Linked DNA regions of Homo sapiens: region 1 is linked to region 2. The links are chromatin contacts, found by Hi-C in ENCODE. All regions are on one chromosome and are shown on one strand. Each heading gives the region's core, a stretch centred on a gene start or an enhancer-like site at or near the end of the contact. The rest is flanking DNA. Distances are from core to core; before and after follow the strand shown. Region 1 holds the start of RGS7BP (regulator of G protein signaling 7 binding protein). Region 2 overlaps RNF180 (ring finger protein 180).

Evidence for each region. Hi-C counts contacts between places; a loop is a spot of excess contacts on that map. Pooled maps may share reads with other maps.
Region 1: a loop to region 2 is called in a map of Right ventricle myocardium inferior, with 4 times the contacts of the local background. The contact joins the promoter of RGS7BP here to the enhancer-like site in region 2. A Hi-C loop is called at or near these places in 2 of 168 maps with a recorded cell type or tissue (PC-3 and Right ventricle myocardium inferior) and 5 of 50 pooled maps.

The regions. Positions count from the first base shown.
Region 1 is chr5:64,503,456-64,507,780 of GRCh38, forward strand. It overlaps RGS7BP (regulator of G protein signaling 7 binding protein), which reads left to right and starts at 2,560. Exons shown (of 6, transcript NM_001029875.3): 1 at 2,560-3,334; 2 at 4,256-4,325. The coding sequence starts at 3,170.
Region 2 is chr5:64,329,594-64,334,201 of GRCh38, forward strand. It overlaps RNF180 (ring finger protein 180), which reads left to right. Exons shown (of 8, transcript NM_001113561.2): 7 at 688-813. Among named protein-coding and RNA genes, the nearest start is that of RNF180, 170 kb to the left of the region's middle. Within about 2 kb of position 1,463, at least 2 of the 41 ENCODE cell types and tissues checked have a DNase peak (open chromatin) inside an H3K27ac peak, as active enhancers do.

The sequences.
Region 1 (4,325 bases), core at 1,310-3,809, 170 kb after region 2:
TTCTAAAGAATACAACTCAGGAGCGGCCAACTCAGGCATGTCTGTGGAACTACTCAGAAGTCTGCACTACAGCCTGGGAAACAGAGTGAGACTCCGTAGAATGAACGAATGAACAAAAGAATGAAAGAAAGAGAGAGAGAAGGAAGAGAGAGAGGAAGGAAGGAAGGAAAAAAGGAAGGAAGGAAGGAAGGAAGGAAGGAAGGAAGGAGGGAAGGAAGGAAGGAAAAAAAGGAGGGAGGGAGGAAGGGAGGGGAGGTAATTGAGATTGCAGGAAAGAGAAAGGGTCAGGGAGCTGACTAAGCACTAACCTGTTATCTTCTTATATTTGGGGAGATTCAACCAGCAGAAGAGCCCTTTCTCTCAGTCTCTGGGACATCTAAACACCTGGAGGATAGCAGCACACCAAGGTCTGGGCCTGAGAGCTGATGCCTCCTTTCTCTAGTCTTTGATAGGGAAAACTCACTCTCAAGCTTGTGTGAAGTTCTGGTCAGGCGCAGTGGCTCACACCTGTAATCCCAGCACTTTGGCAGGTGAAGGTGTGTGGATTACTTGAGCTCAGGAGTTCAAGACCAGCCTGGGCAACATGGCAAAACTCTGTCTTTACAAAATATTAGGTGGCATGTGCCTGTAGTCTCAACTACTTGGGAGGCTGAAGTGGGAGGATCACCTGAGCCCAGGAAGTTGAGGCTGAAGTGAGCTCTCATGGTGTCACTAAATTCCAATCTGGGTGACGGAGCAAGACCCTGACTCAGAAAAAAAAAAAATGTAGCCAAATATCCACTCAGTGATCCATCTGTTAGGTTTTTTTTCCTTCCCACCCAAATACATGATGTCTTTTCCAATAGCACTTCTCCAACTCTCTAACACCAATTAGGTGGCCTACAACTCATTTCTGGCACTAACTACCCAGAGTTAACGTCAGATTTACAGGTTTAAGGGCTCAGTCCCACAAGACTGCCCTCATCTCAGAGGCCAGTCACAAGTATGGGATCCACAGGTTACCAACTCTTCTCTCCATCTTGGCGACAAATTCAGGGGTTCCTATAACCACCTTCTCAGATTTGGTAATTCACTAGAATGACTCACAGCACTCAGGAAAGAGCTTTACTTACTATTAGCAGTCTATTCTAAAGGATACAACTGAGGAGCAGCCAACTGGAAGAGAAACATAGGGCAAGGTATGGGAAAAGGACATGGAACTTCCATGCTCTTTCCTGGTGTACCACCCTTCCAGCACCTAGATGTCTTCCACAACCCAGAAGCTCCCCACACTCTATTGTTGTTTAGGAGTTTTACAGAGGTTTCTTTATGTAGGCATGATTGATTAAATAATTGGCCATTGGTGAGGAACGCAGTCACTAGCTCCTCTCCTATCCCCTGAGATTGGGGGATGAGGCTGAAAGTTGCAAGCAACTAATCAAGGCTTGGTCTTTCTGGTGACAAGATGGCTTATCATAATAACTCAGGCAATTTCTAAGGGTTTTAGGAGTTCTGCCCTAGGGACTGGGGACAAAGACCAAATAACTCTCTTATTATAGTACCCCATTATATTTACTTGTCTTGTAGAAAAGGTTGTAAAGCCACCCTCCTTAGGATATTAACCTTCCTGGCTATTTCAGGCTTTCTCTTTCTATGTACTCTCCATATCCCTTTAACAGACTGACCAGGAACCTCTAATCTGTTCTTATTAGGATTACTAATACATAACTAGTTTTCCTATGGGAGACCCCTTTATCTCCCTCTCCAAACAAATCATTCAGGAGAACAAGCATCCTTAGAGCCTTAGAGTTGAATGCCACAACACTCTCTCTTCCTCCCAGAAGAACCTTAGGAAGATGTCAGTGGGAAGGGTGAACTTAAATGGCTGAGGGCCTCACCCCCACTCCTTTCACACAAGAATCATCCCCGATTTTCTGGGCCACCTCTGTTGGCCTCTGGGTTACTGATATCCCATAAGTGAGAAGAAGGTCATTTTGAGTGTCCAGGGAGATCTCTTGGCTCTTATTTGTTCAAGTCTCCGGAAGGGAACTCTAGGAGCTGAGTCCTGAGACCCTGCAATGCAAGACCAAGAGCTTTACTACTTGAAATGGGATGGGGATGAGGCCCAATCTGAGTGAATGCCTCTGTGCATTCTGCCTCACTGGCTCTCCTCTTTCCCCCTCCATGAACAAGGACAAAATAAAAACAAAACAACTCAGGGAAACAAAGCTCTCCTTTTAGGTTATCAAGAGGTCTTCCATTTGGAGCAAAACCTCACTCCCTCCTGTGGCCCCTGTCTCAGTCTCAGTTGGTGAGGGCCTCAAGCCCACACTGGCTTATTTGAAATCCATGTTTAGGTCCCAGCATGTGGCATGTGCTCCACTCTGATGACACTTTTCGTTTCTAATAATAGAGCAGATGAAGTAATATTGCAATTGATGTTCCCGGGGATTTGATTGGATAAGTGCATAAACTGTGGAGGGGGAAGGGGGTTGCATGGACAGATCACATTAGTATTCCCGTCCTATCAATGTGCGGGCCCGCGAACAACGTCAGCCGGACCGATTCTCTGCGTCTGCCAGTCCCGCCACAGATTCATCTGGGATCTTCAAACAGACAAGCCCTTAGAGACGAGGGATCAAGGCAGCCGATTAGAGCCAATTGCTTGCTTTGGGGACGGCCAGTCCTTCCAGGCCTGGCGACAGTGGAGGGAGGGGAAAGACGAACCGAGTGCCGCTGCGGGAAGACACTGAAGCAAGAGCGACACCCCTTTCCGCCCCCCACCTTGCAGCGCAGGCTTTGAAAGCTGCTCCCCCACCTGAATGGAAACTCGGAACCGCCGGGCGGCGCGTTCCTTCTCGCCCAGCCTTGCAATCCATGCCGAGAGGAAGGCAGTGCGAGCCCGCGCCAGCGCCCAGCTCCCGGGACAGGGTCGGCAATGCTGCTGAGCAGAACTTGATCGCGCTCCTTCCTCGCTGCTAGTGGAAGCGATGCTGCACGGCACAGCTAGCGCTTCCCCGGCTCTCCTTCAAGCTGAAGGTTACCGACCCGCGCAGCCAGCCCCAGCACTGTGAGCTGCGCGCCTCAGGTCCGGGCTCCGGCTGCTTGGCGGCGGCGCCCAGGGCAACAACCGGGCCGCCCGCGCCGGGGCGCACTGCACCAGCGGCTTCGGCTTGGTGGATGTGTATGCATGAGTTCTGCACCGAATGGGCGCAAAAAGCGCCCCAGCCGGTCCACCCGCTCCTCGATCTTCCAGATCAGCAAGCCCCCGCTGCAGAGCGGAGATTGGGAGCGCAGGGGCAGCGGCTCCGAGAGCGCCCACAAAACCCAACGAGCCCTGGACGACTGCAAGATGGTGGGTGAAAACTGCGCCTCTTTTTTTTTTTTTTTAATTGAGAGGGGGTGGGGGGAGTCATGTATGTTAATCATTTGCCTGAGTGCCAGCCACTCCCCCACCCTCAGCTCCTCAATGCCGATCACGTGGCACATGCACTATTTTTAAATCTGCAGTCCCCCAAATTCAGGGTGACACCCTGGTCGTAATAACCCTGCAGAAAGAAGTGTGACAGCAAGGGTCTTGGGGATCAGCGGCTGTAGGTTGTGCCTGTACCCCCTCGAAGAATGGTGGATGCGAAAGACACAGTGAACTGGCTCGCTCACGGAGGAGGGAGGGATGAGGAGGTGGGGATGCTGCTTTCTGGGGACAGAGTAGCAAACAAACCCAAATACAGCGCACGGGGCGCTGCGGAGGGGTCGAAGGTTCCAGCGCAGAGGCTGTAGCTGGTCTTCCCGTCAGGCCGTCAGGCCGAGAGGTTCAGTGGCCCAGCAAAAGGTGAATGGTTTGCCTATTACACCCTACCTGTCGCCTCCCCCGCCCCTCCCGCCGTGCAACTTAAAAGCCATGTCCTAGCAGTAGGAGAGGGGACCGTCTATGTAGGAGTCCCCAGCATCATTCTCTGTTGGCCTGGGAGTGGCATGGTAGCGCTCCAAATATGCTCTCTTGCTCTTCAGAAACTGAGTCTGAAAGGGTGAGGGGAAGTAGGTCTGGAAATAGAGCTTCCATGGCCAGGCTTGCCTATGGAAATAAATACTTGCCTTGGACAAAGAGACTTGCCATTTTGGTGCCTTCTGCTTTAAACAATTCCTAGGTTCCTTAGCTGGAGATCTGGGGAGCTGACTCAGGGGTCAGTGAAAGCCCCTGTTTATGTACTCCGAAACAGGAAACTTTCTGATGAGAAATGTTTGGTAAAAAAAAAAAAACTCACTTCTTTTCCAGCTTGTCCAAGAGTTCAACACACAAGTGGCCCTGTACCGAGAGCTGGTCATTTCTATTGGGGATGTCTCGG
Region 2 (4,608 bases), core at 213-2,712:
ACTGCAGGTGCCTGCCACCATGCCCAGCTAATTTTTGTATTTTTAGTAGAGATGGGGTTCCACCATGTTGGCCAGGCTGGTCTTGAACTCCTGACCTCAAGTGATCCACCTGCCTCAACATCCCAAAGTGCTGGGATTACAGGCGCATTAATTAGATTCTTACAAGGAGTGTGCAACCTGTATTCCTTGCATGCGCAGTTCACAATAGGGTTCACTTCCTATGAGAATCTAATGCTGCCACTGATCTGACAGGCGGCAGAGCTCAGGCAGCAATGCTTATTTGCCTGTGGCTCACCTCCTGCTGTGTGGCCCAGTTCCTAACAGGCCATGGACTGCTACCCATTTGTGACCCAGGGGTTGGGGACCACTGTTTTAGACTACAGTTGTTTTAAGGTGAGGGACGATGTCCTATTTATCATTATATACTCTATACTGCTTGACATAGGAGCTACTCAGTAGATTTATGTTCTATGTGTAGGCATGTCAAAGTTGCACCAAATGTGAACTTGAGGAAGTTGTATTTGCTTGAGTAAAGAAAAAAATGTTGAATCTATTTTTGTCTTCACTGACTTAAAGAGGTGTGAATTGTATCAAATAGTATCAAAATACTACAGTATTCACTTGTCATTTTCTTGCCATTTTACTCAAATTAATTTCAAAATCCTATTTTCTTTTGCTTTATTCTAGAATTGAACAATGCCACAAAAACTTTCTTTACTAAAGAATATTTGAAAATAAAACAAAGCTTTCAGAAATCCAACTCTGCAAAATGGCCCCTACCAAGCTGCAGAAAAGCATTTCATCTTTTTGGAGGTAAGGAAATCTAACGCCAAAAAAAAAGTCTGGTAATTTTGTCTAAGGTCTGTTCTTAAAAGTAACTTCCTGCTGTCTCAGAAATATTAGGGGAAACATATTTCTGTATTAATCAATTTTAAATAAGGATTTTGCTAAGTATCTCCTTGCTGAAAACTACAGATGTACAAATGAAGAAAATGAAGACTATACAATAAGAGCAAATCCGAAGACTCATGACTAAATTGACTTTGCCATGCTATCACTGTTTAGTACATAGATAATGAAAATACGTCTCAAAAGTATCAGATTTGACAAAGTCATATTTATGGCAGCGGCAGCCCATCTGGAACAGCTGCTACTATGAAGCCAGCTGCAGTCGGGGAGGCACAAGCCAGGGCTGCACATTCCACAGAGCTGGCAGGAGCCAGGAACAGGTGGGAGCCCTGCCCCTTTCCAAGTTAGCAGGGTGGGAGCCCTGCCTACCCAGGCAAAGTTGCAGCCACCCAGCCATGGCTTCGGACCGAGACATCCTTGTACTCTTGGGGACTGGGGAAGCCCCCTTGCCCCTGCAGGCTCAGAAATGCCTACTCCTGCTGCCTGGCCTCTCCATGCTCCTGGCACCCACTCCAATTTCACAGCAAAGTTGAAGCCAAGCCCAGGCACTGTCGCAACCCAGCCAAGTGTGTACACTCTCAGGGCAGTCCTGACATGCCAGCCCCCTGCTGCCTAGGCCCACTCCAAACTCTGGGTGCTGACAAGCATGGGAGGAAGGCTGAGGGGAGCTGAGGGCAGCTCAGCGCAACCTGCATACACCGCTTGGCAAGAATAGCTTGGGCACTGTGGGCACCGTGGATGGCAGGTTGATGGTGGCAGGAGGCAGACAGGCTCCTGGGCAGAAAGGGGACAGGTCCCTGGTAAAGCCCCACCTTCTTCAAACCTGAAGACTGGGGGCTGGGCTGTCAGTTCTGTGGACCAGAGTGAGAACTTACAGTGCTTTTTCCAGGCCTGCCTATGGCCACCCATGAACCAGTCAGCATGCACTTCCTCCCCTCTTTAGCCCATAAAAACCCTGGACTCAGCCAGACTCAGGCAGACAGTGGGACAACCTACCTGACAATATGACCTGTGAGTCTCCTCTCCACTGAGGGCTGTAGAGACAGCGGGACAACCTGCCTGTGAATAGGAGATACCCACTGTGGGTCTCCTGAGAACTGTTCTACCACTCAGTGAAGCTCCTCTCCACCTTGCTTACCCTCCAGTTGTCTGCATACCTCATTCCTCCTGAATGTGGGACAAGAACTCAGGACCTGCTGAGTGGCAGGACTAAAAGAACTGTAACACAATAAGGGCTGAAACACACCCCCGCCCCATGCTCGCCACATTGACGGTGACAAGACAAGAAGAGCTGCAGCCCTTTGAGGAGCCCAGATGTAGAGATCCCTGAGCCAGGGCTGTGACACCCTCCTTGGGGTTCTGCAGTTCCTGGAGTCTCCAAGCTTCCAGGCACCACTGCATTTACCTCGTCCTGACTCGGGTGCCCACAGCAGAAGCCGCATGAAGTATATCTCATCCAGCCACAGCCACACACAGAGCCAACACCTGGAGCTCCCTGCCCCGCCACAGCAGCCAGCATGCCTGGCTGTGCACAGTGGCTGGACCTCACGCTTGCTCAACCACACACCCCTTGCCATTCTGCACCTGGCTTGCACTTGGCAGATGTGGGATCTGAGCCAGTAGTAAGAGCCAAGCACAGCCTGCCAGGCCAAGTGGGTTGAACTGGCCCAGCAGGCACAAGCAGTACTCAGGCAGAAGATGCCGTCAGCTACAGAGGTTTCTGGCTGGTGAAGTGACACCCTAGGGATCCTGTGACAATAGTTAACAAAGGCACCAGTACTCTGTATAAAGATTCCTAATAATGCGTTCATTAGCAGAAGCTCTATTTATTTAGTTTTAATATTTTATAGTTGTCCCACAAGTTTAAAACAAATAGAAAGTAACAGAGCCTTGGTGTCAGGGTGTCTTAGAGATGTGCAGTGGTCAAGGAATACCAATTTCTGGCTTTAGGTCTAAGTTATCAACATGACTTCAGCGATATCATAGGATCTCTGTTTTGATCTGTAAAATAGGAATAATTATGTCTTCCTCACCTAACTAATATAGTAGTAAAGATTAAATGGGCTAATGTGAAAGTACATTGTAAATTATAACTAATTGGAATATAAAAATATAAGGAATGAAGGTAATGCAATATCTAATACCTTTTTCTGCTTTGGGAATTTGTTACTATATGAACATACAATATGGACATAAAATATAATTTCATCTTTTATGAAACCGTAGTTTATCAAAGCATGAACTACTGTGCAGTTTTCGTTATTTAACAATTATGACATTATGGGACCTGGTAGAAAAGTCCAGATATGAGGAACTGTGATCTTCAGGGAACAGGAGGAACTTCTGCATAAGACCAACAAAATCAGTACAGCTACTACCTACACCAAAAGGAGGTTGGTCTTCTGCGTAAGACCAACAAGATCAGTACAGTACTACCTACACCAAAAGGAGATAGAAGCAGAGCCCCTATGATTGTGGCAAAAGAAAAATTGGTGCATGAAATTGGTACTCTCAAAGAAAGTAACATAAGAATATAACTTTACACAGTGATTTGAATGAAGAAAATAGTTTAAGGACATTATATAAGCACATACTACTTTATAAAGTGGTCAGTAACTGTAAAAATTTAATATCTAGAGATTTGGTATAGATAGGTTTTATTTTTATTTTTTACTCATTTATTTTATTTTTTTGAGACAAAGTCTGGCTCTATCGCCCAGGCTAGAGTGTAGTGGCGCAATCTCAGCTCACTACAACCTCTGCCTCCTGGGTTCAAGCAGTTCTTCTGCCTCAGCCTCCCAAGTAGCTGGGATTACAGGTGCGTGCTACCATGCCAAGCTTTTTAGTAGAGAAGGAGTTTCGTCATGTTGGCCAGGCTGGTCTTGAATAATGAATGACCTCAGGTGATCCACCCGCCTTGGCCTCCCAAAAGTGCTGGGATTATAGGCATGAGCCACTGTTCCTGGCCATAGATAGGTTTTAATAGGTCACATTTAGCCCCCAAAATATGAAATCAAATGTAAGAAATCGAGTCTTAAAGGATTTCATACCAAAGAAAAGTAAGTTTATTATTTTAAGAGTGTTCTTCAAAACAGTCCCTTGTATTCTACCTTCTATGCTATACCCAAAGTTCTAAAAGAATGGAGTACCTTCTGGATAACTCTACACTTTCCCTTGTCTTTTTGTATTCTGAGGTAGTACAGAAGCTATAATTTAAAGCAGTTGCTTCCTTGTGATTTCTTCTTGTCTTCCCCATAGGAGTTCCAAATAACTTAATTTTTTAAGTGTGTGTTTATGAAGGAGGTTCAAAGTAGCATTATTACACCACCCAACATAAGAAATATATATATTCTATCAGGAGCTCAGCTGAGCTGGGAAAGAGCTGAGTTATCAGGTGTCTGGAGTAGCCGATTAAAGTATCAAGCCAAAAATGAAGGAGTTAAGCCTTTAATCATTTACTGCAATAGTATAACCAAGAGTCTAAAACCAGAGGAAATGCTGTCTCCTCCTGTTCAATTATCTCATGCAACAGTGCACACTGGTCCAGGGCCACATAGAGCAGGGCAGAAGTAAGGATTCACTCACTGTTGAGAATGTCCCAAACAAAAGGCTCCAGCAGTTTTTCAGACCCTGAGGTCAGGAGGATTGGCAAAGAGGAAAGGCTAGGAGTAGGAAAGCAATGGGCACTGAGTCAGAGTG